2 separate regions of the Homo sapiens genome follow, and region 2 is linked to region 1. A link is a loop called in an ENCODE intact Hi-C map of the cell type or tissue named here. Cell type or tissue: psoas muscle. All regions are shown on one strand. Links, peaks and the distances in the headings refer to the core of each region. The heading gives the core; the rest is flanking DNA. Region 1 overlaps LOC105374786 (a long non-coding RNA gene). Region 2 holds the start of LINC02831 (long intergenic non-protein coding RNA 2831).

Region 1 (15,448 bases), core at 4,732-12,731:
GAATGTGTTTTAAGGCCACAGAGTTTTGTAAGGTTAGTGGTACCTGGAAAAGGATGCAGCATAGATTCTAATTCCTTACACCATCTTCCATTGTCTCCTCATTGCTTGTCTTTCCCAAAACATTGTGTTAATCCTCATTCCCTGAAAAGAAGACTGCGATTTTCTTCCCGGGAGAGGGATCAAAGAAGTGGGAGGAATACCATGGAGCCAGTTTAGAGGAAGAACTATTTTTCCACAAATCAGAGGCTGAGAAAAACTAAGAGTTGAATGAAAAGCGAAAAACTAAGGAACGCAAAGCATTCCCTGAAGCAGTGGCTAAAACCAAGTGAACCAGAGCATGAAAGGAAAATAGATACCCAGAACCAGAAGCTGAAACCCTGATGCATCAAAAGCGACAGATCTAAAACCAATGGGCTATGATCTAAACAATGGCCACTTCCATTTGCTTGCTGTCATAAACCAGTTTAAAACAGATGCTTAAAGTCACATACTATAAAGAACAAAGAAAAAAATGTGCATTGTCTCTTCTTTATGTTTCTTTCATCTCATAGAAAAAATGACCATGGCTCTTAAACTCGCCCATTGGAAAAATGAGACCCAATTTGTGTATTCTTAAAGTGGGAGGCTGGCTTCCTTGACCTCTCTTCTTGACTCTGTCCAGTACACTGAACTGGCTCTGGGTCTTTTTTCACCTACAACAGTGGAACTCTCATTTTGGGTTTCATGGCTGCATGAGAGGCAGGGCTTGATCTTATTAGGCTGGGTACAGGTGGAAGTCGTAAAGATGTGGTTGATACCCTCAAATAGAGGTTATTAAAACTGGGAAAATAGCCAGAGGTCTCTTACACAGTTTCCTCCTCCTCTGCCTGATACCTATCAGGTGCATCTCATCTCACATTGCTCTACAGCTAATGGACCTTCCTAATGGACCTGAAACATCTCCAAGTATTCTGTTGCCAGAGCAATGGTAGCAATCAGAGAATGGTTTACTGGTTAGCAACCTAAGCTCTGAGGTTAAATTAAGTCTACTAATGCAGACCTTGGTTGCCCCTTACTAGCTATGGAGCTGTGATCAAACTACTTAATCTCTTTAAGGCTCAGATTTTCAATTTGGTAAATGGATATTCTAAAGGTGTATGTATTAGACAGGAAACAAAGTCTGGCTGCGATGATGATGATGATACCTCAGGTTCCTAATCCAACCACTGTTCATTTCTTACTGGTATAGTTCAGCCAGCTCTGCTCCAGGGCACTCAGAGATTCAGGCTGTAACTTGTAAACAGTTCTGATTTGCAGCCTTCTACTGAATCCTCTGCATCTGACCAGGAAAAGAGAAAGATAAGAGAGCAAAGAATCTTGTGGCAGATTTTAGAGGCCAGGATCTATTTATCCTCATTGACCAGAACCAGTCCCATGGCTCCCCTGTGGTTCGATGGGGCTAGGTGCCCAGGAAGAGGAGGGGAAGCCCAGAGATTGTTGAGCACCATAATGATTGGCCCTAGTCACTGTGAAGGCACTTCATCTGGCCTAGCCATTGCCCAGGGTTTGTGGAACTGGGCATGGAGGGTTTTGAATACGCAAAACCAGGATGTGAGCCAATGGACCAAGGGCCATAGTGGAGTTTAGTAGGAAACTTCTTTGTAGATGGAGAGCCAACAAGAAATTAATAAAGCCATTTTAGTGGGCATGGTCACCACCATCCTCTGCTTCTCTGGAAAACTTGAGTGCAGGAAACCCTCCTCAGTCCAATCCTAAGTAAAATGATGTGAAGCCTTGGATGTTTTTGTAAAGCCACTTTTTAAAAGGCTACAGAGATTACTATAAGTTGGGCCAGATGCAGTGGCTCACACCTGTAATTCCAGCACTTTGCAAGGCCAAGGTGGGTGGAGCACTTGAGGTCAGGAGTTCTAGACCAGCCTGGGCAATACAGTGAGAACCCCCCACTCCAACATCTCTTAAAAAAAAGGGTATTTAATTATCCAGGCATGGTGACATGCACCTGTCATCCTAGCTACTTGGGAGGCTGAGGTGGAAGAATAGCTTGAACTCCTGGGTTCTCCAGCCTAAGCAACAGAGTGAGACCCTGTCTTAACAACAACAACAAAAAGTTAGGATAGTAAGGAGAGACTTCAAAGCAAGTAAAGACTTTGATCTAAATTTTCAAGTAGGCAAAGAACTAGACAATTGATACAGTTTAAGAAGTTCATATGCTGTTACCTACATTTGCCCCATAGTTACTGAGGAAGACAATAGAAATTAAAGAGGAAGTATCATTAAAATTTTTGGTCTAAGGATGAAGATAATATTGATGAAAACAGAAAATATTACCTTCTATGTAAAACAATTTAAATATTTGAGAGGCAAATTTTTTTTTCAAATGATAGCCCTTTCAGCTGTGGATTCTGAACTTTACTGTACAGATTTCATGTTTGCAGGTAAAGGAAGAGTTGGCCTGTGGAAAATTGCCTAAGAGCATCCCTCATCTGCTTACAGAACTGTCTAAGGGTCTCATGATATAGGTGCCTTCTGTTTTAACTGAACAAAGAAAAGGGGAAGAAAGCAAATAGTGTGAGAAGGACTAAATCTAGGGGAAAATAAATACTCAGAAAGTAGTCAGTAGTTTTTCTATAATTTCTTCTTGGGTACAAGAAGAAAGTCAAGGGCTTTACCACCAAGTTTAGACAAAATCTGGTAGCTTGAGAACTTTTGACACCAAAGCATCAGTATTCTGTTACCTAAGGATACTATCTGTATCTTATTAAAAGGAAATGGAATAGAATTAGTTTATGCACCTACGGATCTTCATCATTCAAGTGACTCCTTCTCAATTATTGAAGGTTCTATAGATGAATGAAAATGTAATTCTCATAAGTAGCACCTGATAACAGGAGAAATATGGCAGGAGCTGATATGTACATGTTACCTACTTGTTATACTTATTATGTTTTACTTCAATTAACTTTCCTTTTATGTTAAAACATGATTATGTAATGGAATTTAATTAACTTTTATAGGTCTATTACAACAAATAATGTATCCTCTTTTTAATGCATTTCTGAGAGCAAAAGCATTTACCTTTCCTTGTGATATAAGTTAACCAAAACAGAAACAACTTATATTCTCTAAAACCATTTCTACCTTCTGAAAATTCTAATTCTTGTAATGTTTCTTCCTATGCTGCTTATTTATCTTTTGTTTTTCAGCCCCACAGCCTGACCTTCTCTATTCTGCTCTTTATTGCTGGGGCTGGAAGCCTGCAGACTACATTTCCCAAGGCCCCTTGCCAGCTAGGTTCTTGTTACTTTCTACCAATTGGAGAAACTGTTTGAAGACTTTTGTTCCATTCTTTAATGGAACAAAAGACAGAAGCATTGTTTTGTTTTGTTTTCTTTGCTTCTGATTTCCACAGCACTGTGGTTGCTAAGAGTTTCTGGTGGCAGCAGGGGAGCTTCAGCCTCTAGAGTCCCAGAATGGGCAGGCTCTCATGCAGAGCTCTGGTTATAGCTGAGGCAGCACCTTGTTGGCAGTTTTAGCAGCAGCAGGTTTAGGCTCCTGGGCTCCAGTCCAAGGGCACCAGAAGCTTCCTTTTTTTCCCCATTAATTCAAGTTCAAAACTTTGAGGTTATTTATCAGCGTTCTCCCTCTGTCACAGCTTGTCAGTGATCTTTTTCTTCCTGTTATGTCTTATACACATATTTTCTTTCTTTTCCATCCTAAGTTACCCTGCCTTGGTCATTCTCCAATAGTTCATGGGCCCTTGTAATATTTTCCCAGACACTGAAACTTGGGAGAGACCTGGGTTTAAATTTGAGTTCTTCCACTAACTTGCTGTGTGGCTCAAAGCAAGTTATTTAACTTCTTCAAGGCTCAGCATTTTTATCTACATTAATAGTAAAGAAAAAATGCTAACGGTTATTGAACATCTACAACATGCTTGGGGTTTTGCAAACACTCTACCTGCATTCTTTATTTTAATACTTACAACAGTCCCATGAAGTGTGTATTATTATTATTCTCATTTTTACGACTGAGAAAACTGAAGTTTAGAAGAGGTAAGTAAGTGGTTTACTTAAGGTCTCTCTGCCAGTAAATGAAGGAGATGAGAATTTAACTCAGGTTTCTCTGGCTTCAAATACCATTCTCTTAAGCTTATTTCAGTGAGGATCATAATATAGATAATGTAAGGTTATTGTGATGATTAAATGAAATATATAAAGCATTTATCACAGGTTCAACACATAATAAGCATTAGTGAATGGTAGATCTTATATCTGAAAAGTGCTATAATAGTCTTTATGTCTTATATAGTATTACATGTATGCATCAACGGCCCAACATATTCTCCTTTGGTCATGTTAACCCAAATAATTGGATGTTTTCCCCTACAGAAACATATAAGAGAGTTAATGGAAAAAAAGGATTTGTTTCATAGTCATTTTTGCTGGAACACATAGGTTCTGTAGACAAATTCACACTAGCATTAAATATACAGTTATATTTCCTTACGTGGTTTTTTAATGCTTAAATATATCCTTTTTTTTCTTGGTGTAAGCACAGTCATAGTTGACACTTAACGAAACTTAGATTTGAATCTTTAACGTGAGCATTTGACATTAATAGGGATAATCAAAACAAGTGGAAATGTCAGTGCCATGAAGCAGGTGAAGGTCCAGGGACAGCAGGGAGCAGCACAACTGAAGAGAAAAGGGGAACAATCTTAAAGACAGATTCCACCCAAGCTTAGGGACAGAACACCTATTCAGCTAATTCTGTGTTTCACAATAGAGTCAATATGTTTTTTCAGGTAGTTTATCTTTTTTCTTTGCTGGAATGCTGGATTCACTTGTTTTAATAAGAACATTTTATACCCAAAGGTCAATTAATAACTAGCAACCCAAATAAAGCTTCTTGGTATCTTCTGTCATCAATTCTTAAAACTTCTGGACCATCACCTCTACTCAAAGGATTCTGTTCATTTTTAAAGCAACTTGCCTCCCATTTCCTGTCATTGGTGGATAATTGGAATTAGCTCCTCAGGAGTCATCATGACGCAGTATAAAGAGGAGTGGAGACCAGGAGTCTGATGGTGACGCTGATGCTAAATACCTCTGGGAATTCTCCTGGCCTTTATCTCATTCATCCAGTGAGACCCACAGTTTCATCCTGTCCAGAAATTTTATGATTCTAATTAAGAATGATTTCTTCATTCTGATTTATTGCAATGAATTAAAGCACACTCAAAGCCTAAATGTGGCTGCATTCCCAAATGCTGCCTCTGGAAACCCTAATCTTAAAAATTTTGCAAAACATTTAGTTGACCAAATACTCTGAGCAACTACAATGCAGTGTGTCATTGCTTAACACTCTGGAGGATACAGAGTGCAGTACCAACCCTCATGGATTTTTTAGTTTAGTTGATGAGGCAAGACACAGACACCAAAAGAATATGCAAATATAAGGCAGAATAAGATCTGAATCGATACCAAAAGTGCTAAGCAAATAATATGGTAGAGAACAATTCCTCACAAAGAAAAGAGCATGGAACCATTTGCAGGTGAGTTCAAATGCAAGTTTAAGCAAAGTAGAGAGTGTGATAGAAGGCCAAGCAGATGAGCCAGAAAGGGAGTTTGGCCAGATTGTGAAAACCCTTGAATGTCTGTATAAGGAAACTTGACTTCATTCACCGTGCAATGGGGAACCACTGTTAAGTTTTGAATAAGGATCATTTCTAAAGTATCATAAAGGATTTCAAAGTTGTATTTGTCACAACAAAGATGTTTCATGCTTCTGAATGAACTGCTCAACTTTCAGAATTTGATTTTTATCTCATTTAAATTGAATGGATTGGACAGGTTCTCATAATCCCCAAAAGCTTTATTTCAAATATACAAGTCATTCTTGCAGATATTCCTTTAAGTGACTTTTGCTTCAATTAAGACACTTTCAGCTTAATGTGACTACAGATCAAAATTAGTAGCTAGTGGCAAAGTAAAAGCATTAAAGAATTCCAGTCTTTAGAGCTTAACCTTTCTTCTCATTTTTTTTAGCAGCTATCATTTAATAAGAAGCTACTGAGCCATCCCACACCTCTCTACATGTGTTGCTTATTCATCTTTGCAGTTTTACAATAAAGCTAAAAATACTTTCTTCATCCCAAAAAGACAATTAATTATATTTTAGGGGATGACTGTCCCAACCACTTGGGTGGCTGATAGATATTTGTTTTGCAGTATTGAAAAGAACCAAACAAAAAACTTCTAGCATTTGCATCCAACAAGGGTTGGAGAGAGAAGAACTCTCTATCTATTAGCATGAAACTTTGCTGTTTTCTCTACTGAATTAACTCCAATCATTTTCAAGAAAGAACATTTCAATACATTTTTCTGACAGGTAGGAAATTAACTACATACCAGAAGCTATTGAATTCAACTTTAACAGTATCAATAAACATTTCTGATTAAATTATGAAATTGATTTTATAATTTTGACCATTATGTTTTTACCTCAATATCATCATATGACAGTAAATGTAGTTACTGCTTCCTTATTGATCTCAGACATGGCACTCCAAAGTACTCATTTGACTATATTACAAAATCAAACTTGATTTCCTGTAGTATTGCAGTAACTTCAGGTCATAATCTAGTCTAAAGAATCAAAATAGATGAATTATTCCGTTATTAAAAGATATATTTTTCCTTGGAGGAAAAGGAACACTTCGGTCAAGACTTCCCTAATGGTTGTGTTATAGGATATTTCTCCATGTGGAATTACTTTGTGTGGGTCTCACATAAATATACCATCACCTCCCAGCTTATGTGTTATCAATCATGTTTCTGGTGAATAACATAAACACCACTTGAAGAGAAAGAAATGTTTATCCTTCATATATAGGAATTCAACAAAAATGCTGTGTTTCCATGACTTTAAAACCTATGTCTTGGTCTCAGCAGCCCAACTCACAAAAATACTACTAATATATTGAGCCATTGCATTTCCCAGAAGAGCAATGTGTCTCATGTGTCTTTAACTAGATAAATTTTAAAAGCAGACCAAAAGATGAGGCACTGAGTATCTGGCAGAGCTAATACAAAACTGTGAATTCTCATCCTAGAGATCCAGCCTCCCTCAGTAGGCTCATACAAAGGCATTTCATGCTTGTCAAAACTTTTTCACAAAAGAATTGAGTTTCAAGTCATACAATGCAGGCACATGAGGAAAATCTCCCAAATTGCCTAGTTTACTACCTCATTAGGTAGCTAAGAAGACCAAGGCCTAGTGTCATTAAGGGACTCATTGAAGGAGACATTGCTGGTTCATAACAGTACTAGAACTAGACCCCAAGTTTCTTGTCTCACAGCCCAACTCCACTTTTTCATGTCAGGTATATCCTGATTTATAATTTTTGAAATAGCCTATGAGGTGAGAGTTAAAACATTAACCCCAAGACAAATTACATCTACCCCAGAACCAAACATATTAGCCCACACTAGAGAAGCTCTAAGGCTGGGATTTTTCTTTTTTTAAATCAGATCCTTAGCTCCATGGAAATGGAAATGCTGTTTTAGGACTATTGGAAATCAAAAAGAAGTCTTTCATGCATTTCACAAAGGACCAAAGTATTTATTCACAGTGGCTCAAGATATCAAAAAAGATAAATATGCCTTTTCTGTGAGAATCTTTAAGTTTCTGCTATAGCTCTGAGTCTGGAGGGTCAGATAAGATCCACTCCCAGTAACTCGTCATTTAATGTTAGGTATATCTCCAAATGCTATCCTTCCCCCCTCCCTCCACCCCACAACAGGCCCCGGTGTGTGATGTTCCCCTTCCTGTGTCCATGTGTTCTCATTGTTCAATTCCCACCTATGAGTGAGAACATGCGGTGTTTGGTTTTTTGTCCTTGCGATAGTTTGCTGAGAATGATGGTTTCCAGCTTCATCCATGCCCCTACAAAGGACATGAACTCATCACTTTTTATGGCTGCATAGTATTCCATGGTGTATACGTGCCACATACATAGCACATATATACATATGTAACTAGCCTGTATGTTGTGCCCATGTACCCTAAAACTTAAAGTATAATAAAAATAAATAAATAAATACATACATACATACATACATACATACAAAAAAAAAGATCGACTCCCTCTTTACTTCTCTTCATTCTTGCATTGGCATTTGCTAAATATATCTTCTTGGAAAGGGTTCTGTTATATGGTCAACATTTAAAACCAATGGGAAGAAAAACATCAAATAGTTGACTTCTAACCAATAGGGCTGCAGAATCGTTTAATCAGAAGTAACCATAAATTTCATCTCCTCTAGCCTTCCCCAAAGCAGGAATATCCTGGGTACCATCCAAGAAGATGCCCCTGATCTTTCTCAGCTTTGGGGCCAGGGGACCTTCTCTTTTCTAGATAGGTCATTCGATTTATGAATACTAGTGAACAATCAAAGCTTTTCCTTATACAGTGCTAAAACTGATTTACTGATTGATTCAATGCCTCCAGAAAAAAAAGTTTATCAAAACTAGCACTTTAATAGAAGTAAATCTAGCCCTAGATATTAGTCTCCTATTTTATTGTAAGAATATCTTCCTGCTTTAGTTTGTGCAAGATAAGCAACTCTCTGAAAGGAAAGATACTTTATGAAGCTTGGAAGAGACAAAACAACAGGAATCTAATATTTTTGAATTTATGAGAGTGAATATTGGGTTTCTACAGAGCAAGAGACTCCGAAACGGCATGGTGGTGACAGGGCATAGTAATACCTGTTGCTCCAAGACAATCATAGACGCTACTCTCACTAGGATGATACCTATTGGTTGCTTTACCAAGGACCACTTATTGAATGCACAGTTTCTTGAGATAGAAAGGGTAATTCAAGTATGTATTTGTTAGGCCACTTGATGCGGTGTCTTATGTGTGTCTAATGTTCCATGAAATCTTCGGTGACAACATGAGCATAATCCCTCCTCTGCAAAATCCATGAGCCAGTGGGAGAAACAGCCAGGTAGATCTACAAATAAGAATGCAATTAGTAGATACATGCCAAGAGAAGGTTCAGTGATCAAAAGAAGAGAGAGAAGAGAGTCCAGTTTCCAATAAGAGTTTATCCTTCTTTGCTTCTCTTGTCTGGATTACAGCAACTGGCCTTCTAACAACCAATTCTATTCTATTCCACTCAAATGTATCTTCCACCTGGTTCTTAATGATCTTTCTAAAATCCTATCCTGATTATGCATTCCCTTACCCTCAGGTGAAAGTTCATGCTCCCTGGCATGATACACAAACCCACTGATAAGACAGTTCCTACTCTCCTCTAGCCACTTTCCTCAGTACCAGACCCACCTTACATCTTGTCCTCCAGCCATATTCACCTCCGTGTGGATGCCCAGATAATCAGGGTTTGCTCACCCCTTAGTCTTCATCTGCAGGGCGTTCTTCACTAAGGATTATAGTCTTGTTTTGTATTCTTCATGGAAAAAACTCTAAGTGAAGCTTCAGGTTTCATCCCAGGTATTATCTTTTCAGGAAGCCATTCTGACCCTCCTGGCCGGGGTCTGGCATTTCTCTTCTAGGTTCAAACGCGCCTGTGCTTACCTTGATAATAGATGGTAAGCTATTGAAATCCTATAGCTATTATGGTCCATACCATATAGATGATCAGTTTTGTGACTACCTTATCCAAAAACAAAAAAGAAAAACAAGGAGGAAGAGAAGAAGAGGGAGGAGGAGTAGAAGAGGGAGGGAGAAGGGAAGAAGGGAAGAAGGGAGGAAGGGAGGAAGGGAGGAAAGAAAGGAGGGAGAGAATGTGCCTATTTTGTGGATTATTACTACAGAGTAAATAAAATAACATTATTTAAACTTATAACTCCCATAGATCTCAACATAGCTTGTGTTGATAATTATTTACCTGATAAGTATTAATACATGAATGAATGAGTGAAAAGCTGTCAGTGGCTTTAGTGTCCCCAAGGAGTTTTTACAGTGCCCACAGGTTATATTCCGAGCCCTGCCTGCTCAGATGTCCTTTCAGTAACTTAGTGCTATGAAAACTGCTGTTTGGCTACAGGAGAAGGGCATTCAGCATGCGTTTCCTTGGGTCTAAAATAACTCTGCTGACAGAGGAAAGATTTGGCCTCTCAGATATCATAGGTAGCACAACTTACCCTTTGGTTGTTACTATATTAAAGTTGATTCAAGGATAGAAAACGGTGGAGAGATTTTCATGGAGCCAGTTTCTACATTAGGAACATTCACAGGCAAGCTGAAGATGTTTATCCATCCCTTTGTTCAGAAGAGAAGTTGCATTTTTATAAAAATAAATGTTGGTATTCTCCCTAGGTCTCAGAGCTTGATGAGAAAGCAACAGGTTCTTTATTTTCCTTCCTCCTTGTTTTTAGCTTTTGTTGTTTTAATGGTTTTAGGTAAACTGCTTATTTAAATTTCACAACAAAGTTTTCTCTAATAGTGAAGCTTCAGCTTTGAGATTCAAATAGCATGGTGGGTCATAGACCCTTTTCTGTTGTACCTGTGATGCTTCCATAGTGACGGAGAATAAGCAACACAAGTGTGGGGCACTGGAAATTCATTCCGGAAGGTAAGAAAACATTTCTTCACACAGAATTTCCTCAAGCATACTTACAAGATCTTAAATGAAAATATTAAGCATTTCCTATTATTACTTAGCTTATACTTGGTTGACACTGTATACATTTATCATAACTCTTGGAATACAAATTAGGACAGGAGTAATCTAAAACAAGATTTGGCACATCTCTGTAAAGAGTCAAGATAGTCAATATTTTAGGCTTCACAGGCCATACAATCTTTATTGCAGCTTCTATACTCAATTCTACCATTGTAGCAGGAAAGCAGCCACAGACAATATGTAGACAAATGAATGTGACTGTGTTTCCAGAAAACTTTATTTATAGACATAGAAATTTACATTTCATGTAATTTTCCTGTGTTATAAAATTTCTTCTTTTGATTTTTTTCTTAACCATTGAAAACCTTTCTTGGCTGGATTGGGTCTGTAGGCCGTAATTTACCCACCCCTTCTCTATAATATACCATATACCTCTGGGCTAAGAGGTAGAAGCCACGCAATATGCAAGTAAGATAAAGGATAAAGATCGGATTGCTTCTTCCCAGGACTATGGGGTACCTATGAGAAAGCTTAGAGACTCTCTAGGTAACACTATACTAATTCCCATGGAAATGATAAAAATGAATTCAAACTTTTTGCATATCTGTTGTATCTTGCACTTTTCATATGTTACCTTATTTAATCCTCACAGTGGCCATGTAAGGGCATTTAAAATTTTATCCTATTTTACAGAAGTGTAAACCGAGGCCCAGAAAAGTTGTGTAACTTGCCTAAGATCACACACCAGCCGGCATAGGATTTTCACTCAGTCTCCCTGACTAGAGAGTCTGTCCCCTTTTTACTCTACTTCCAATAGCATAATGTCCCTGGATCTGCCACTCTATTTGGAATTCATAATTTATACCAGCAGGTGGATGAATGGTGTGGGAATTACTGACACTAGCATTCAAAGCTTTCTATGGTATCCCTGATCTGGCTTCAATCTTGCTGCCTTTCTCTCCCACTATTCTCCTAGGCGAGCTCTGAATCCTTAAAACATCCTGCCCCTGTGCTTCTGCCTAGGTCACTTCCTCAGCCTGGCCTCCCAGGCTCAGTTCAAATGCCATCAGTACCATCAGCCTGCCTTGATTTCCCCTCATCTGAAGCTGAAAGTGATCCTGTTACTGAGTGACACCCAAAATACATTGTACCTCCCTGCTTTCATCAACATTATATTCACTGAAGTTTAGGTCTTATTCACCTACTGTTAGTTCTTTGAGGACAGAAAAAGTACCTTATAAATCTTTGAATCTTTATATATATTGCATAGGTTGAGTGCTTGATAAATTTGTCAAATGAATTAACAGTAGAGTATTTCAGGAAAAATGAAAAAAAAAAAGGTATCATCCTTAGCAAAATAAAAAATAGAATCTTTAAGATGGACAATGGAAGGATGCTCTCCAACATGATTAGACCATTCAGTTTTGTTTCTCACATCTGAAATTCAACTCTCCCTTGGCCATCTGGCTCAACTACATTCATCTAGGAAAAGAGAAGGAGCTTCTCCCTCTTTAACACTCTCTCCCAAGCATGGACATCCAACTTTTTTAAAAAAAATTCTTGTAGCCCAGCTCAGATTAGTTAAACAAGAGTTTATTAGAGGCTAGAGGATGACAAGAGGGCTATACACATGGGGAGGGACTAGAAAATGAGATTGGACAAGGTATATACAGTTTACAGCTCTGCAACTTAGCTTAGCAGCAGGGAAGTGGGCAGTGATTGAGGCCATCTTATGCCCTACTCCTCGCAGGGCATGTAGTGCCTTTAGAGTCTCTGAAATGGACACTCAAGAAACATGGCTCCAAAGAGATCATAGCTCACACTTACTCTGCTAAGATGTGCCACCAAGACTTTCAGGCGTTTTGTTAGAGAATCTTACTTTTATCAGAAGAATAAGTTCCAGGATGCCCAACTTCTTTAGGTCATATCTTGGTCCAATGCAAAAAGCTAAAACTTGGAGGGGAAAGGGGAGAAAAACAGAATCTGCTGTCCCAGTTGACAACAGTTTGAAAGCAGGACCAAGAAGTCCGGGTATGGACCAGACGACATTTAGATTTCTTTCCAGCTTTGGGTCTCTTCAGACCACACATCATGAGATATAGCAGTGGAAATTAGAACTAACTTTCAATATAAAACTATGAGCAACATTTCAATATGAATGTATTTTCTTTTTTTTTAAACAATAAGAAAATATACTAAATGGTGTTAAGTGGAAATATTAATGAGATGCTTAAACTTTAGTGAGTTACTTAGAATAGTTGAGAGAGGGAGAGAGAGAGATCAGTTGTGTGACCATGAGCAAGTCTGTTTCTTCTGGGTTTCCTCATCTGTTAAAATGGAAATAAAATGTTTCCCAGGACTGAGTAAGGATCAAATGAAACAACAGAGGTGAAAGAGCTTTGAAAAATAGAAGATACCCCCAACAAAAAAAAAGTAAGGGTTGATAATGAGCTAAATGCATTATAGACCCAGGAGACTAAGGCAGACTCAACCTCTTGGGCAAACAGCAGTCCAACAGGTGTCTTGAGTAAGGGTTGAGGTTGCATTCTGATTAACCCACGTGAAGTTTTTACATCATCTAACGCAATATGATACACCTAAGCAGAGCCCCTTGAAGGCCAAATTGGGTCTCTGGTTTCCTGTTGTTAGGACTGTGTGTTTTTCATTAATTTCAGTGACTTTTGCAATTTCTCATCTAAGGAATGCAGGGGAGGAAGGTCCATAAGGAAGACTGGAACAGAGGAAGGGAGAATTTTTAATACTAAAGCAAAAAGACATTAACTTTTGCAAAGGAGTAGATTACAAAACAAAAACAAACCCATTAGGTTAGTTAAATAAGCAGGTCATTGAGACTTGCCAAAGCACGTAATGAAATAGATAAGAACAAGTTTTGGGGAGTGGTTTTCTTGTTTGGTTTGTCCCCCAAAGGAAATATCTGGCAGGATTCTCTGCCTTGTAATTAATTTATCCTGTGGTTGATATCTTTGCTCAGTTTTATTGTATAAATAAAACAAGGAGCCAAATCTAATTTACATGGCAATATGTCATACAATTCCTATTAGAAGAGACAGGAGTAGTGGAGAATTATTCTTTGAATATTGTTTTTGTAAGGCCACTAGTACAGATTTTTAAAAAGAGATAGGGAGACTATTTGCAGAGAAAACACTAACCCAAGACCAAAGCAAGAAAAGAGCTCTGGTTTAGACTTGTTTGGTTTGAAAAGTAGCATTTGGTTCAGCATAACTAGCAAGATAACCAGGCAAATGATTCATCGGGCTTGTAACTTAGCAGGTGCATCACTGTGCATACCGCCAAAGAACCGTTCATGACTCGTTTCAAGCTGTGACTTTCTCTGTGTGGCAAGAACAAGAGGGGAATATCAGGTGCTCCAGTTTCCTGCTATGGGTGCATCTCACCTCATTCTGTTCAATTCTACTCAGAAAATATTTATCAAAATACTCATTCTGTGCTGCTAAGTTTTACTGGTTGCTGGTGGGAATGAAAATAGAGGTGAAAAAAGTGAGAATTTAAAAAAAGAGAAACTATCCCTGCACTCAAGGATTTTAATCTAATTAAGAAAAAAATCTGGTTTCCCTTCATGAAAAAAAAGATTCAATTATAAGGCAGTGTACAGTAGTACAAATCCAAAACCAAGGACACGGAATATGGCACTAAAGAGAAAGACAAAACTAAATATACACTCTGGACCAAAATTTGATGTAATAATTATATGTGTGTGTATAAAATATGCATACATACAGAATAAAAAAGTTACACATTCAAATGTTAATACTGGTTATCTCTGGATATGGGATTACAAGTAATTTTTTTTCTTATTTATGTAATTTTTTACTTTAACTCCTTGCATTGAACAAAATTCATATTTGAAACCAGGAAAAGAAATTTTAAAAATCCATGTATATATATAGACAGGCATCAAACACATGTGGCAAAGGTGAATGCTGTGGGAGGAATGAGGAAATGTCCTTTAGGATTATGACTGGGAAGGGCAGAGGACCTGGAAGATGAGTGTCCCCTCATAGAAATCCTGGGAGGGGAGACCCTCCACCTGAGAGACCTGTGTGAGAAGGAGTGGACAGTCACCTCTGAAGTCTACAGGTAAGATGAGAGGACACCATGGAGAATTCTGAATTTAGACAAAAACATCAGGACTGCATAAAGGCGAGTGGCTGGTGAGCCTGCCTCAGGAGCATAACTGGGATTGAAATGATTCATGATGCAACAGGAGCAAATGATATCATTTTGATCAGCCTGTTAGCATCCTGTCTATGCACCCCTTCTGAGGAAGACCCCGTGTCTTCAGGCATGAATCCTGGACCTTCTCTTAGGTTGCTTGCAATAAACAGTAGAGAAAGCTGAAAATTAGAATGAGCAGAGTCAGGGTCAAGTTTTTGGCATTTAGACTTTTAAAAGCAGGGGAATCAACAGCTGGAGAGAAGGATCTGATTCGAAAGAAGGTAAATGAGGATGAAGGAGTTAGGAACTACCTAGGCTGGATTTGGGAGAGGGATTTTTGATAGGAAGTTGAGAAAATAAAATGAATTATTTTCTTGAGACACCAGCTGCTATCCCTATGGAGGTCACTGTGCATAACAGAAGTAGGGGGAAAAAGGTAGTCTCTTGTACATTAAGAATGCTCTTCTACTGTGGCATCTTCTAAGACAGGGATAAGCTTTTCCCACAAAGGGCCAGATTGTAAATGTTTTCAGCTTTAAGCACACTACACAATGTTTGTCACAACTACTCAACTCTGCCGTTGTCACCCAAAAGCA
Region 2 (15,448 bases), core at 4,684-12,683, 74 kb before region 1:
GCATTAATCCCATTCATGAGGGCTCCTCCCTCCCTCATTACCTAATCACCTGCCAAAGGCCTTACCTCCTAATACTATCACATTGGGGATTGGGTTTTCAACACATGCATTTGGGGAAAACAAACATTCATTCTATAGCAGTCTTCAGAGTTTGCCCATTTGGATGAAGGAAGCTGCCATGTTAGAGCGGTCACACAGCAAATAATGGAGGGTGGCCTGCAGTCAATAGCTGGCAAGGAACTGAAGCCCTCAGTACAATGCCCGTAGAGGAACTGAGTCCTACCATCAACCATGAGAGTGGCTTTGGGTACACATCCTTTCCCAATCCTGGCTTCAGATGAGAATGCAACCCCTAGACTAAAGCCTTGATTGCAAGCTTGTAAAAAACTATAATGCAAAAGACCCAGCTAAGCTGTGCCTGGATTCCTGAACCACAGAAACTATGAGATCATAAATGTGTATCATTTTAAGCTGCTAAATTTTGGCATAATCTGTTTCACAGTAATAGCTAATTAATACAAAAGCAAGGTCAGGGTGAACACAAAAATTAAATAATTATGACTTACATACATAGAACTATGCTATGCTGTTACACATAGCATGCACCCTTCTTATGAACTCAACAGTATAACTTAACTAGAGTGCTTACTTGACTGAGACTTAGATATTGGTCACTCTGCAATTCACAGTCCTCTCTTCACCACTACGGCTTCTTTTGATGATCCATTGCATGTTTTTCAGGACTTACCTCTTGATTCAAGATCTTTTCAGGAGGATACTGGGGAAACTGTATTACCCCGGTGGCATGAATAGGAAAGAAAAGATGCTAGACTGCATGCTTAAAGCACATGACACAGAGGCAGAGCTGTCAGCAACTCCAGCATCACGGGATTTAACATTAGGGCTTAAATAAGAACCTTAAGCAGCCCTACAAAAGCCCTAAATAGCAGCAGGAATATTGAAGTTGGGGAATATGTGTAGTTAATCCTGACAGATAATGTCTTAAAGGGATCCTAATTTACTTGGGAGATGCGATGAGAGACTATGAGGCTCAGAAATCTTCTCTTTATTTTATTCTAGATGTTTTCAACCTGTTTTCACTTGAAGTTGATAAGTCTATATCTAATGAGCATTGACCTCTGGAATTTGAGAAGATGACAGAGAATGAAAAATTAAAGTTTCTTCTCTTTCTGATGCTCTATTGGTGAAGAGAGGGTACATATGAAAAAGATCTACAAATACTGTCCTAATTTCACAGAAGGTGGTAAACATATAGTGCTCACTATTTATATGCAACCAGTTAGACTCTCCATTCATAAACTCAGTTGTAAAAGAAATCTTCATTTAAAACATTTTTACATAAAACTAAATGCATCTGTGGCCTCTTTTTTGCCTGGCTATTAGAAAATTTAGTAACAGCTATTATTGCAGCCTTCTTTTTCAAGGATTGCTGCAGAATTTCACCCAAAAGATGAGCAAAAGACCTCTTACCCTGACCGCAGCATAGCTGTTGCTGATTCCTTACTGCCCAGGCCTGTGGTGGCAGTAAGGACTAAGGGGTGTGGGTTTAAGGCAGATATAGAAATCTCAGGGAACCTCAACTAGTAAGCAGAAGACAGAAGTCAAGACCTTCTTTGGCTATCACTTACAGTGTTCCTTGAAAAAACTTCCTCACCATTTTAAAGGCCCTGTTTCTCTTTCTGTAAAATTGAGGGTAAATACATTTGTATTCCAACTGCCTCACGAATAGTCAATTAGGTGGTTTTCTCTCACTTCCATACTTAGCAAATCAAAAAAGTATGAAAAGTATACTTTTCAGAACAAGTTCTAATGTCTTCCTCCTGGGAGGGAGGCTGGTCAGGAGTTTCTGTGCACCGGTGTTCCACGAGGCAACTAGGCCACGGCCATTGGAGATTCATCCAAGCTCACACCCAGGAGGTCCCCGGTTAACATGAAGAGCTCATGATACTTAATCCAGTGTTCTTTCTACTGCACTGTGCTGCCAGAACAGTGGTCACCAATTGCGCCACTCCCAAATCAATGTTAAACCGTGCATAAAACAACAGCACTGATTATGGGCTATGCTGTTATTTCAGGGGGACCATATCTAGTTGGAGAAGGGCTATATATGTCGGGTAAGGAATTGAGACTAACGAGACAGCAGAGAGCAGAGGTAGGCTTTTGTGTTTGGTTGATAGCGATGGATTCTACTGTACCTTTGTTTTTAATATTGGATCTTTCTCTGCAAATGCATGGATACAGCACAGAAACATCTATTACCTGTTTCTGAAACATCATCAAAAGCCCCATGGGCAGCAGAGTATAATGCAATGTGCCAACATGACAAGTGTGAAGTGTGTCAAGTCAGGGAACACCATAAATCCCCTATTCAATTCTCAAAGAATGTGATATACAAATGTCCATTCATCTTGCTCTCTCACACTTTCACCATTTTCCAAGGAGGCATCTGATAGGCTAGTGAGGATTCCCTCTGTGCTGAGCTCCTGAGGGCAAGACTCATTAACCATTTGGCTGTCTCTAAAATTATTACATCCAAGCACTCAGGGAAAATAGGAACCTGAGGTAGCATACCACAACTTGCTACTATCATTTGTCAAAAACTGGCACCAGGTAGAAATGACACAGGATAACAAGTCCAGAAGCATCTAGAACAAACAAGAAGGATTCATCATTGAAGACAGGCAGAAAACACCCCCCAACCATCCATCCTCATATCAATTATGCTAGTACAGACTCACATTCCCAAGGCCTAAACAAGTACGGTTCATATTCCCAAGGCCTAAAAAAAACAGTTGGACCTTAAAAAATTAGATTAAATTTTAAATAGAAACCAGACCTAAGAAAAAAATAAGTGCATTGTATTCTGCCTCTTTGTTTGTTCCTCATTAAGTACAGGTTTTCAAGAAAAAAATAAGTTAATGAGGGGAAACCTCAGTATTTGACTACAGAAAAATATATGCACCCTTCTCCCTGCATTGACAACATCAGGAGAGGTGTCAGGGATGTTCAAGACAGGGGAAGGGGTCAGCCCATCAAGAATTGGAAAGATGATCAAGAGGAAGAAGTGCTGTAAGCCTAGAGAATGGAAAAAAAATTGAAAAAAACAGCTAAAGTTTATAAGTACTCCCCAGGTGCCAGGACTTACTAAATTTTTAAAATGTATTATCTCAGTCTAATTTCACCAAAACTCTATATGGATAGTACTATTATTATTCCATTCATAGATGAAGGAAACCGAGGCACAGGAAAGTTAAGTGACTTGAAGGTTAAATATCTGAATTCAAGCAGCCTGCCCTAGAGGCCACAGTGTGAACAATAAAGCCAGTGGTTCTCTGTCTTATTCTTCCATCAGAAGCTCTGGAGGGCTTGTTAAAATCCAGCCCTAGAGTTTTTAATTCAATAAGTAAGACGGGAGTTTGCCTTTCTAACAGGTTCTCATATGATGCCGATGTTGCGGGTCCAGGGACCACACTTTAAGAAACATTGCATTTAGCTATATTGTCCTTTTAAAAGGGAAGCAGTCTAGTCAAAGGGAGTAACATTAGCAAATGCATAGATTAAAAACAAAACAAGTCAGGTAATAATAAAGAAGTGTATCTAACTTTAGCAATCATGTTGGTGACTCCAGTTTAAAAAAAAAAAAAAACCTATGTCGTAACAAAGACTTGGAAATCCTGACGTGAATATTGCAGTATATAGACAGCCATGCCATCCTTTTTATACATAAAGGATGTATAAAACTTTGGGAACCTACAAAGGAGGTAAGAACAAACAAACTCTTACAGGTAAGGCAAGGCAGATGGCTGCATCTTTAAAATCTATTGGCATACATTAATCATGAGTACGCTTAAGTCAAAAGGAAAGATGAAAAGAACACTTTGATGCTGGTGTGGCATAAAATCACACATTATATCTATATCCCAGACAGCTTTCTAAAGAAAAACAAACAAACAACAAAAAGCACCCTCCCAAAACACTAAGCAATATGGATCACTTTCTCCAACTCCATGTCAAAATTCGATCATTTTGTTTAAGTTTAGGAGTCTAGTGGAATCCATTGTCTTTGGAATGTGTTACAAGAGTCAACTGAGACCTTCAAAGAAAACTTTCACTTTTGGATTACAAGAGACACATTTCAACAGAGATGTTTCTCTCAAAAATAACAAAAAAATTATGCTAGTAAAATATTTTTTTAAATGCAAAGTGCTTTCTGTAGTAACCGAAAGTCCCCCAATCCTGGATACTACTTTTATTTCACTGATAATTTTGACATAGAAAAGCATGTACGGAATAAAATCATCCACCTAAGCCTTCTTTGGACATCTTTTACATCAAAGCCAAGAGGACACAAGGTGCCTTGGGCATTGTGACTCTCACGATGAGGCTTACAGCCTATTGAAAGACTTTACGTTTTAATTTATGTGTGTGAATACATTGCTACAATTCTCTCCCAAAATGTCTTAGTTTTAGCCAATCATGAATGTGCAAGAAACCCAGAAGATGGTATAAAACATTTATTTACCTTTCCCATTGAACCCCCTATTAGATCCTGTAAAGCCTACTCAGTGTGGTGGACTCTTTTCTCTTAGTTGAGAAGGGATGAAAGATGTAAATGAAGGGAGAAGAAAAATTTTATACAAAGTCAAATACAGTAAGTACTATGCATACTGCTCAGACAATCATAAGTACATAGGAACTTAGAGGACAGAGATATTACTGGAAATCTCATTAAGCTTTCTTGAGATGCTCTGGATTTCAGATTTGAAAGAAGGATAAGAGAGAACAATAGAGAGGGAACGTTCCAGGAAGGAGGGTGCTTCTGAACAAATGCTGAGCGATAAGACTTTCATTCTAGGATATGCCATTATGAAGAAGGTAGTAAGTGCATTAACATGATTGAGACAGCAAAGACCCAAGTAGGGCAAACACCTGGGACAAAGATAGAAAAGCATTCTTAGGCTTATCAGGGAGGGATGGGGGTGTCACACCAAGAGTAACTGTTAGAGGCAACGGGAAGCCACTGAAGAATTTGAAAGGAGTGACATGAAAAAAGTAATGATTTAAACAGACAAAATGGCAGCATTTCATAGCATATGTCCAAGAGTAAACCATCGGCTAGGAAACCACTACAACAGTCCAGACATGAAGCAACAAAGACCCAAACTAAAGTCAGGCCACTGGTAATGTAAAGGAAGGGATGACTGTTAGGTTCAGAAATAAGGAGAAATCCTTGTCCTGGCTATGACTGTGGTTGAGGAAGGAATAGCCAAGTAGTGATGTCAAGCTTCTCAGTCTCAGTGTCTGGCCAGAAACAGTAACTGAGGCCTACACGGGTTAAAGAACTTGACCAGGCTCATGTTTCATCAATGACAAGGTTGCATTTAGATATATGGGATCTCAGTTTAGTCTTCCTTCCAGTACTTCATGCCACCTCATGCATATTCGTACAAAGCTTTTGAGTCTTGACATTTCATCACACCACAATAACTCTAAAATCATGCAGCACATGTAGCAAATAACTCTAAAATCATGTGGCACAAAAAAAGCAATTTTTTCTATCTCCCAAGTTTTCATTGAAATGAGCACATTTTATTTATTTATTTATTTATTTATTTTATTTTTATTTTTTTTGAGACAGAGTCTCACTCTTTTGCCCAGGCTGGAGTGCAGTGGCACAATCTTGGCTCACTGCAAGCTCCGCCTCCTGGGTTCACACCATTCTCCTGCCTCAGCCTCCCGAGTAGCTGTGACTACAGGCGCCCGCCACCACGCCTGGCTAATTTTTTGTATTTTTAGTAGAGATGGGGTTTCACCATGTTAGCCAGGATGGTCTCGATCTGACCTCGTGATCTGCCTGCCTCAGCCTCCCAAAGTGCTGGAATTACCGGTGTGAGCCACCGTGCCTGGCCAAGCACATTTTATAAGAAATTTTTCCAAATTCTAGTATGATTATTTATAATGTCATAATTATAGATTTTTTTTCTAAGTAGAAATTCTGTATGGTAACCCATTCCCTAGAGAGAGTAACCTCTCCCAACTCCTCATCCTTCATTGATTCAAAGGTTCTTGAGAGCAGGGTTCCTCAACCTTCACACTATTGACATTTTGGCCTGGATGACTGTTTGTTCTATGTAGGGGGCAGGTATTTCAGAATGTTTACCAGCATCTCTGGCTCCACTCACTAGATGCCGGTAGCAATCATCCACTCCTAGTTGTTACAACCCCAATGTCTCCAGACATTGTCAAATGTCCCTTGGGGGACAAAATCACTTCCATTTGAGAATCTCTGCCTTAAAGGTATTTTACAAAACTTACATCAATGAAACTATCATTTCAATTCAACAACTCTCCTAAGTTCTGTCTTTGGATGGTGGTTCTCTTATATGTGTGGGTGGGGGCGTTGGAGGAGAGTTGGGAAGATAAGACTCAATCACCAGTTGCCAAGTTTCACTTTAAACTTCCCCTTCGTGGGGTATCACTGCATCTGGAGCCAAATCGAAGGGGACTTGCTTAACTGGAGCCCAAAAGTCTTCTGTGGTCTTTAAGAAACACATGGCAACAAAGTGCTTTCCATGAACTCACTTTTCACTTAGAATCAACTAAATTCTTTTTTAGCTATTTAGAAGAGATCTTGTACCTCAGAACAAAAAAAATTACAACCATCTTCAGCAAATGTTAATATCTGAGTTATAAGCCCTCCAAAGGAGGGGACAAAGCTGGGTTCCCTCTCCAGAATGACCCTGGACTATGAGCCAAGACCAAGGCTATGGCCCTTTAATCTGAGAAGGACATGCCTCTTACCGTACTCTGATCATCTGCCTCAAATGGGCAGGCCTGCAAGGCAACAAAGTAACTGATGAGACCATCAACTATACTTTCTACAGCTTTATCTTTCAGATTCATCAGGAATTGAGTAAGAAAAAGGGACCTGTTATGTTTAATCATAAACTGACAAGACATTTGTATTTATGTGGCAAGAAGTTACATCTGCCAACCAGGCTCCTGTCTTAAGTAAAAGCTTCATGTCAGCTCTTCTGTTTACTCAATCGTCAGCTGCTTTCTGGTCTCACTTGCTTTACTATATATTTATATTGAAAGAATACATTCTCAGCAGCTTTTAGGCTCTTAAATGCATTTCAAGAGAAGACCAAGTCCAATCACTGTTACTTAATTAACACAATTGTGAAGACTTCAATCTAGCTACACAATAGCTTTCCTGACCTTGCAGAAGGAGGCAGGACTTCATTATTGAGTATATTGTTTCCTATAAACATATAAAACCCCTACAATAACAATCCCATCAGCCGAAATGAAGTTATCTGAGAACAGAATTAAACTCTAAATGACCTTTTGCTCTACTCCGTAGCCCCCTATTAATAATTTCTAATCTAATCAGTGTGGATAAATGCACTAAGGCTGGTCATGCCAGGCACTGGGCCAGCCCGGCCAATTGCCGTCCATCTGATTCATTCCAGTCCAGAGCTTGTCTGGAAAAGACGCATCCCTCGCTGAGAGGCCACTGCCTGATTTCTTCTTTTGTTATCTTTTAGCAGCAAAGTCATGTCCTTGTAACTGATAGACACGTTTCTTTGTAAATAACCCTGGAGTGACTGATAGAGCTTTTGCCAGACAAAGGCGCAAATAGCAAGGCATTACTCATGCCAAGCCGGAGAACACTGTGTCACGGCTGACAAATTTATGGGAGATATGAGCTCACCTCTTGCACAAATATATACTTTCCTGGCAAATTCATCACATGCTTTAATGGCCCCATACTGCATTTGTCAGCTGTCTGTCCCTGTGCCTTGTTGCCTTTGGTTTCCTGTCAAGGATTGTTTGTTGAAATCATCTTACAGCCCCATTCTTCAGCAGTGAGACCCAAGAAAGATCAATGATGACACCTGTATTGATAATATTTTACATTCAACTATTTGGCTGATAAATCATTTTAACAATGCTGATATGTTTATTGAGTGTCTGCCGGCATCACAATGATATGGAAAGCGATGCCAACTTAAATCTTTGCTTTGTTGGTCTGGTTTTTATTTCTTTCTTTTCATTTTCCCATAATTAAATGTGCCATAGTACAGGTTTTACTTCCCCATGTCAATCGCGAGCAAGTGAAAACAGGAGAAGGGGTGACCTTGCGCTTCCACTCATTGGTTTGTTTTGTAAAAAGGTAAGAATGGAAGCCTGGTAGTTATTGTTGGCCAAAAAGGTAGTTATTAGAAGGGAGAACAAGGGTTTTTAGGGTTCTGGTAATGTTCTGTTTTGTGACCTGGGTATTGGGTTCAAAGATATGGTCATTTGTGAAAATTCTTTAAGCTCTATGTTATAATATGTGCATTTTTTTCTGCACATACATTATAGTTTAATAAAAAGTTAAACAAAGATCAGCAAATGAATTACACATACACATGCACACACACATTATAAATACACAGTCTCAGAGTCAGTGTTTTCTACCTTGAGACTTTATATTACCTACAATCCCTTAAGCTTCTCCCTGGAAATATCACCTGTCCAACATGGAAATTACATCCAATAAGCATTTATAAGTGATCCTCTTAGCATCATCTCCACAGAATTTCAAAGAAAATCTTAGGGTTCTCAAATTCCTTAGCCTTTACCTCCTCTTTAGGACACTTTTAACATGGACTCCTGGGTCTCTATGAAAAAATGGAAAGAGACTGAGGCATCAATAAAAAGAAATAAAATTCTCCCTTGGTTTCTTACTCAAATTAACTTTGACTCAAGTCACACGCTCAGTCTATGTCTATGGAAACATTCAGATACATGTAAACATTCAGATGAAAAGTGAAAAATCCAACCAGCTGAATTGACTTACCTGTTGTTGGGAACACCTGTATGTATTGGCCTTATAGGAAGCCCTCAACAGACATTCACTTTCTTGTCTTTGGGCAGAACTGTATCATATGGCACCTCCAGTTGCAAGGACATCTGGAAGACAGAATATTTAGCTTTTTCAGACTCTGTATTAGAGACAGGTAATGAGATCCCCTTTGGGAATGAGCGATGAACTGGCCAAATTACAGTTCTAACTAGATAAGCGAAAGCCACAGCAGGCCAGGTGAAATGGAGGTACGGGAAAGTCCAGGGAAGAGTTGTTTAAATCAGTGGTTTCAACCTGGGATGTTCATTGTAATCACCTGGGTATCACCCTCAGCAATCCTAATTTAATTGGCCTTGGGTGTGGTCCAGCATCAGGATCTTTAAAAGCTCCTGTAAGTGATTCTAAGGCACAGCCAAGGTTGAGAGCTACTGGCTTAAAGAGATAAATATCAAGACTTGTATCCTCAAAGAAAATAGCAAAGGTATTAGGTATCTCACCAGCTATTATGTTTTGTGGATTTAAAGTCAAAGATTAAACAAAGGTTTTTAAGAGCTTATATCTGGAAAAGGAGTAAAAGTCTAGAAAAAAATTATTCCCTGATTTTGCAAACACTTGAGTGACAAACAGGCATTAGAACATGAGCAAGTTATTTTTAAAATAATATGTTGATTAATTAAGGTTCACTCAATCTAATAGTTGGAAATATTCATAGAAAAAGTGGGCAGTCTTATCTGTGTAATTAACTGGAAATACATCTCAGCTCCACCCCTTCCAACAGTGGGGGTCTAGTGTAAAATATTGACCTCTCGTAGAGTCTCAGTTTTCCCACTTATAAAATGCGAGAAATGATTGAACCTACCTCAAAAGCCTTTCTGTAAGGAATGATTGAGATAACCTGGATGAAAGGGTTAAATGTCTGGCATGTAGTAACAGCTCAATATCATCGTTCTTGGTCTCCCATTCAGCAAGCTCATTTACAAGCATTCATGTCACCTACAAAGAATTAGCAAGAATTGGGTCTGAAAAACACCAAGGTGACAATTTAATTACTGTTATATGAGGCTTGATGAACTATTATTCAACTATCCAGGGCAAAGTATTGTAAAAGAGATATAAAATGCTGCTGGAGGGACTTATGTTAGATATGATTTAAAAAAATAGTTAACTATGAAGGCAATAAAACATGATAAAACGTTAGTTGAAAAAGCAATGGTTTCTCCTCAGAAAGTCTGCTTTAATAGGAGATATTTTCATATTTCTAGAATAGTCTAAGCCATAGTGTGGTAAATAAATTAACTTTCAACATCCTTTTTGGTCTTTATGACTCAATAATTGTGACTCAACGATATAAACTTAGGAAGATGAAATTCAGATTTCAGTTGAGAAGCAATGCTGTTTCACCTCCCTGAGAGAATTGCCTTGTTTGTGAAATACTACAGAAAAACCTGTATTTTCTCCAGAAAATGAAAGGTCTTGGCCTGAGTAAATCAAGGCAGAAAACTCACCCCCGTGAAAGCTGCAGCTCTGAGAGTGTGTGGGCAGGGTGAGTGTCACAGGTTCAGGTTGTCTGGACTGCCCTTGGGACCCCAGCTCCTCCTTTCCATCATGTTGCGGTCCAGAGTTCAGTTCATACCATCCCAGATGATTTGGGGGTTTGCTTCCTCACTTCAGGCACTCTTTAAATAAGAGGCCTTGTCAGTGGCTCTTCCATCTGGCAGAAAGTGGGTGCTCAATAAATATTTGTTGAATGAGCCTGATCATTCTGATGAAAAGAGACCCCTTTGTTCTTTTGGGCCATTGGGTTTACCATTTACTAAACGGCCTGTGGCTTCCTGGTCTGACAAATTTATAGCACCTGTTTATGTCTTTCTCACCCACAGGCTTCAACAGAATACCTGTGGCTGCACTTACAAAAGGCAGCCAGAAGGACCCGTCCATTCTGGAAAGTACCTTTAGTCTGAAAGGTACAAATCAGAACTTTCACCACATTCCATCTGGCACTCACTGGTGGTGCCAACACCTCAAAAACCCTGCCGGGGCCATTTGTCACCATGTGGACACAGACAGACCACCAGTGAAAGTGGAATTTTTGAATGAGCTTGAATGACCTGCCTATATGTGTAGACAGCCATGGTCACTTTTTCTCCGTAGGATTAGATGTGCTGATTCTAATGTGGTTCACATTAGGCTATTTTCTTTTAAAAGTGAAATTTCTTTTGGAAGCCTGGACATTTCTAAGACGACTTCACATCTATTCACTCATCTTGCCTTCCAAAACAGCTGCTCACAATCTGAATATTAGACTACAAATAGCAAAAACAAACCTCTGTTGTTATTATTACTATATTATTAGGGTTTTTTTAGAATCCCAAGGAATTCTTTATATAATGTAGAGTAAGCTATTAGAAGGAAATCATTATTTTCAATGTGGTTCATCCCATGGAGGTATGGATGGAGAATCCCTGCTCTTTCCTGGAAATGGATGCTGGTTCTTTAGAACAGTGAGTCTTCTTCAAACTGCATAAAATAATCATTATGACATAATCAGCAGCAGTGTGTTACACTCTTGTCATTTTTCCCTAGTGCATTTCCAGGTCTCTATCAGCAGAATTGGAATTACTTCATCATTTTCAGCATTTCTTTTTCCTTTCCAGCATTTATTGCAGAAAAAATATGAGGCTTGCTGGTAGTATTCCCAGGTGACAAATGTGCACCCAACACCCTACAGAAAAGAAGAACCATAAAATAATTAATTATTCCATTGTAACTCCTGCCTGGAAAACATCTGGTATGTAACATCACATTATGCTTCATGTGGAGTGTTGTGAATCATCTTCCTTATGCACAGATCTTGTCTCCTCACTTAGATAACAAGCTCCCTGAGGGAGGGGAGACCACCATTTATTGAGAGCAAACCTTAGCCCATTACGTATTTTATTCTCTGTATTACCAACATCCCAGTGAGGTCTTTACAGATGAAGGAAGTGTGGGAGGTTTGAGTCATTCTTCCAAATGCACACAGCAACTGGGTAACATTTGGCCCCACCCTCAGCTTGGGCTCGTCAGTGGAAGTTTGCTCAGCAACAGAGACCAGCATCAATAATCGTGCTCAAGAGATTAGTATTATGAGCCCGGTATTACCGGCATGTTTGTGACATGAGTACTCCTGAGACTTCTGGAGTCAACTTTAAGAACAGCCTCGACTTTAAATATCAATGTTGGCTCAAGACCTGATTCAACATATTTTGAAAAACTCAGTGTTCTCCCCTCCGATCCCAGCATTAATTGACTAATTTAAACTAAAAATATATTGGGTGCCTTTTGTGTGCCAGGCATTATACTATTTGTTTAGGAGAGAGTGCGAAACAAGACAGAGAAAGTCTCTACCCACATGGAGTTTTCATTCCAGTGGAGCAGTGTGTTATCTATTATGGCATAACAAAGCACCCCCAAACTTAGTGACTTAAAATGAGAAACATTTACTGCCCTACAGTTTCTGTGGGTCAGGAATCTGGGTGTGGCTCAGCTGGGGGCCTTTGACTCAGGGTCATAATGCTACAAGGTGTGAGCTGGAGCTGTGGTCATCTCCAAGCCAGCTGGGAGGAGACCTTTTTCCAAAGTCACTCACACAGCCTCAGGTGTTTACAGGCCTCAGGTCCTTGCTGGCTGTTGGCCAGAGGCCTCAGTTCCTTGCCACAAGGGCCTCCCCATAGGTTACTCACAACATAACAGTTTGCAGCCCCCAGAACAAGGACCCCAGAGACAGAGTGAGAGAGGGCAAGAGAAGGCAAGATGCAAGTCACACTCTTTTTGTAACCTAATCCCATCACATTTCCTGAATTCTGCTCATTAGAAAGAAGTCACTAGATTCAGCCCACATTCAAGATGAGAAATACCAGAAGGCAGAGAACACTGAGGCTGTTTTAGAGGCTGTCAACCCCAGGGAGACAGACAGCAAATAAGTAAGCAAATAAATAAAAATGGAAGGTGATAATAAGTGCAATGAAAAGAAATGAAGCAGAGTAAAGAATCAAGAGTAGCAGTTGAGGGGTGAGTATTTTAATTAGGATGGTCAAGGGAGGTCTCGTTGCAAAGGTGACATGTAAGTTAGGATCTGAATGATATCTGGGATCCAGCTATGCCAGCATCTGGGCAAAGAGCTTATCAGGCAGAGGAGCCACAAAGTGTAGAAACTTGAGATGGGGAGGAGGTTGGTGTCTAGGAGAAATGGCAAGGAGCCCAGTGTGGGTAGATCAGTGGGAGGGAAGGAGAAAGTTGGAAGAGAGGAGGTCGGAGGGGCAAACATGAGCTAGGCTGCACAGGGCTTGGTCGACCATGGCAGAGAATTTAGAATTTATTCTGAAAGGAATGAGAAGCCATCGTGATCAGATTTACATTTTTAAAGCTCACCTCAGTTGCTGCTGTAGAGAAAGGGTGGTAGAAGGGCAGGAGAGGGAAGAGCAAGATCAGCTGAGAGATGACCACAGAGGCCCTTGTGAGATGGGAGGTGACTCACATGAGAGTAGAGGCGTCTGAGGGGCTCATTTGTCTCTAATAGTCTGCCTTCTACCCAGTGTCTCATCTTCTGTAACCATCTCACCACATAGGTTGACCCCAGTGTGGGCTGTCACCTCATCCCCTTTTAATTCCTCTGCCAAATGATCACCAACACAAGGAAGTGTACATAATGAACTCTACTCAAGTTCATGGTACCCCAAGGGGCTCCTGTTCTCAGAGCAACGCAGCAAACAATTTAAAATGTAATATCAAACACTGCCATTATAAAACAACTTGGCCCATGCCCCCGCTATCCCTGATGCCCACCATGTTACTAAGCCAACCTCTCTCCTTTGATCTTGTAGCTCCACACTTCCAATTTTTCTGGGTCCCTCATCCCCTCTTGCTCTCAGGCTGCTCACACACAAAAAAGTTTCCGCATCTTTTCACGTAAGAACAATTCGATGTCCCCTTTATTTTGCCTCCTGCCTCTAGATCTTGACTTGAGGTTTCACTTTTCACAATCAAAATACCCTATCAATGTGTTTTGCCAAACAATATCAACAGCAAATACATTTTCCTAAGCAGGATGCTTGGATGTTTTCACACCACTCTGACACATGGATGGAAGGTTAGAAGACAACAAAGGAATGGGCTGGGAAGGACTCCAAAAGCAGAATCAGAGATTATATCATTCCTTGGAAATGGAGAAAAGGATCAAAAAAGCTGAATAAAAGGTAGTCCCAGCAACAATGTCTCCTTGTGAACAGACTTTTGAGTATTTGGCTTTGTTATCCCCCAGAGAATACAAATGTCTCTATGGACACCAAGGTCATAATAACTCCACTTCTCCCATCCCCCTCACACCCTTTGGCAGCCTCATATATTCTCATTATAGTAAACTCAATTCACCAGAAAATTTCAAGAAAATTAAGTGCTTCCCTCTTCGACTGTTTACGTTCATTTTGACTTACTATATGAAGAGTCTAGGTACCCATAGAGTGTTCAGATTCTGCCAATGATGTCATACTTCAGAAGTATGGAAATGACTGAGGAAGAATTAATTTCTGATTCATGTAGCAATAAATTGAGGCTTATTGACTTGAACAGTACTTTTGCCAAGAAATTTTTGCTGCCAGAGTTTATTTACAGAATGTCATGATTTTCCAAAACATTATTGCTTCCTTTTTCAGACCATGCCTTCTGACTAGAGCAGGTAATTTGGGGAGGATTTACACATAATTATAGCCCGAATCCCTTAATTTATAAAATTGCATAGTACTTGGCTCATTAATGGCTGTTGAAAATGCTGGTCTAGTAAAATCATAAGGAGAGCTTTTACCTGGTGAATTTAGTTGTTGAAACAAAGTTGGACCCATTCCCAAACATAATCTGGAAACAGTCAGTCTATTGGGAAGGCACTGCCCTGAATGGATGGGCAATCTGGTGTTATGGACTGACCATCCTTACCCACTGGACTTGGCATCATCACCAACCTCTTTACTCAACTCCTTTTGGGCAATTAAGAGTTCCATGAGGATACTGACAAGATTCCAAAAAGCAATAAAATTACATAATGTAGTCCTGGTGTAGATAGAGGATTCCTGGTAATGACTCTGGGGCTTTTCTCATGAGCACATAATAAAGTTGTGAGCTGGACATAAAATACTCAAGACACAAGGAAGAGCTTCCCCACAGTTGCAGGTGTCTGTAGCTATCTATCTACTTTGTCTTGTTCTCCCACCCACCTCAGGCCCTGAATTGAGACCTGGTGAAAGAGGTAGTCTGAATTGTATAGAAGAACGCAGAAGTAAAACGGCTAACTTACCTGATTTCTATTCCTAAAGTTTGAGGGAAGGCAGAGTCAGATTTCAGGGGATAAAAGAGACTGTTGTGGCCCAGACTGGACTTTAGTTTCCTTTGTGATAATTGTGCTTTCGTGTGTGTGTGTGTGTGTTGGGGAATGGGGGGTATATGTATGCTTGTATGCATGAAAAGTTTACAAATGTTTCCAATGACAATATGGTCCCCAAACTAGGTTGATCATCAGAGTCACTTGAGGAGCTTTTAGAAAAT

The links. Hi-C counts contacts between places; a loop is a spot of excess contacts. Peaks named below come from ENCODE experiments on the same cell type or tissue, not always from the same donor. Only the 100,000 strongest peaks of a DNase experiment are listed, where the experiment ranks them.
Region 2: a loop joins it to region 1, with 2.4 times the contacts of the local background. A loop is called at or near these places in 13 of 110 quality-filtered maps.

Annotation. Positions count from the first base shown.
Region 1 is chr2:67,628,266-67,643,713 of GRCh38, forward strand. The region is part of intron 1 of LOC105374786 (a long non-coding RNA gene); the gene reads right to left. Among named protein-coding and RNA genes, the nearest start is that of LINC02831, 72 kb to the left of the region's middle. In psoas muscle, for the core only: no CTCF peak of the experiment used is centred there; no DNase peak of the experiment used is centred there; H3K27ac peaks cover 1,041 bases.
Region 2 is chr2:67,554,048-67,569,495 of GRCh38, forward strand. LINC02831 (long intergenic non-protein coding RNA 2831) reads left to right here and starts at 10,253. Exons shown (of 7, transcript NR_183413.1): 1 at 10,253-10,418; 2 at 10,756-10,839; 3 at 11,530-11,663; 4 at 12,729-12,837; 5 at 13,961-14,109. LOC105374786 (a long non-coding RNA gene) reads right to left here. Exons shown (of 4, transcript XR_001739524.2): 2 at 10,381-11,597; 3 at 9,735-9,868; 4 at 1-8,982. RefSeq lists an enhancer at 11,605-12,804. In psoas muscle, for the core only: no CTCF peak of the experiment used is centred there; no DNase peak of the experiment used is centred there.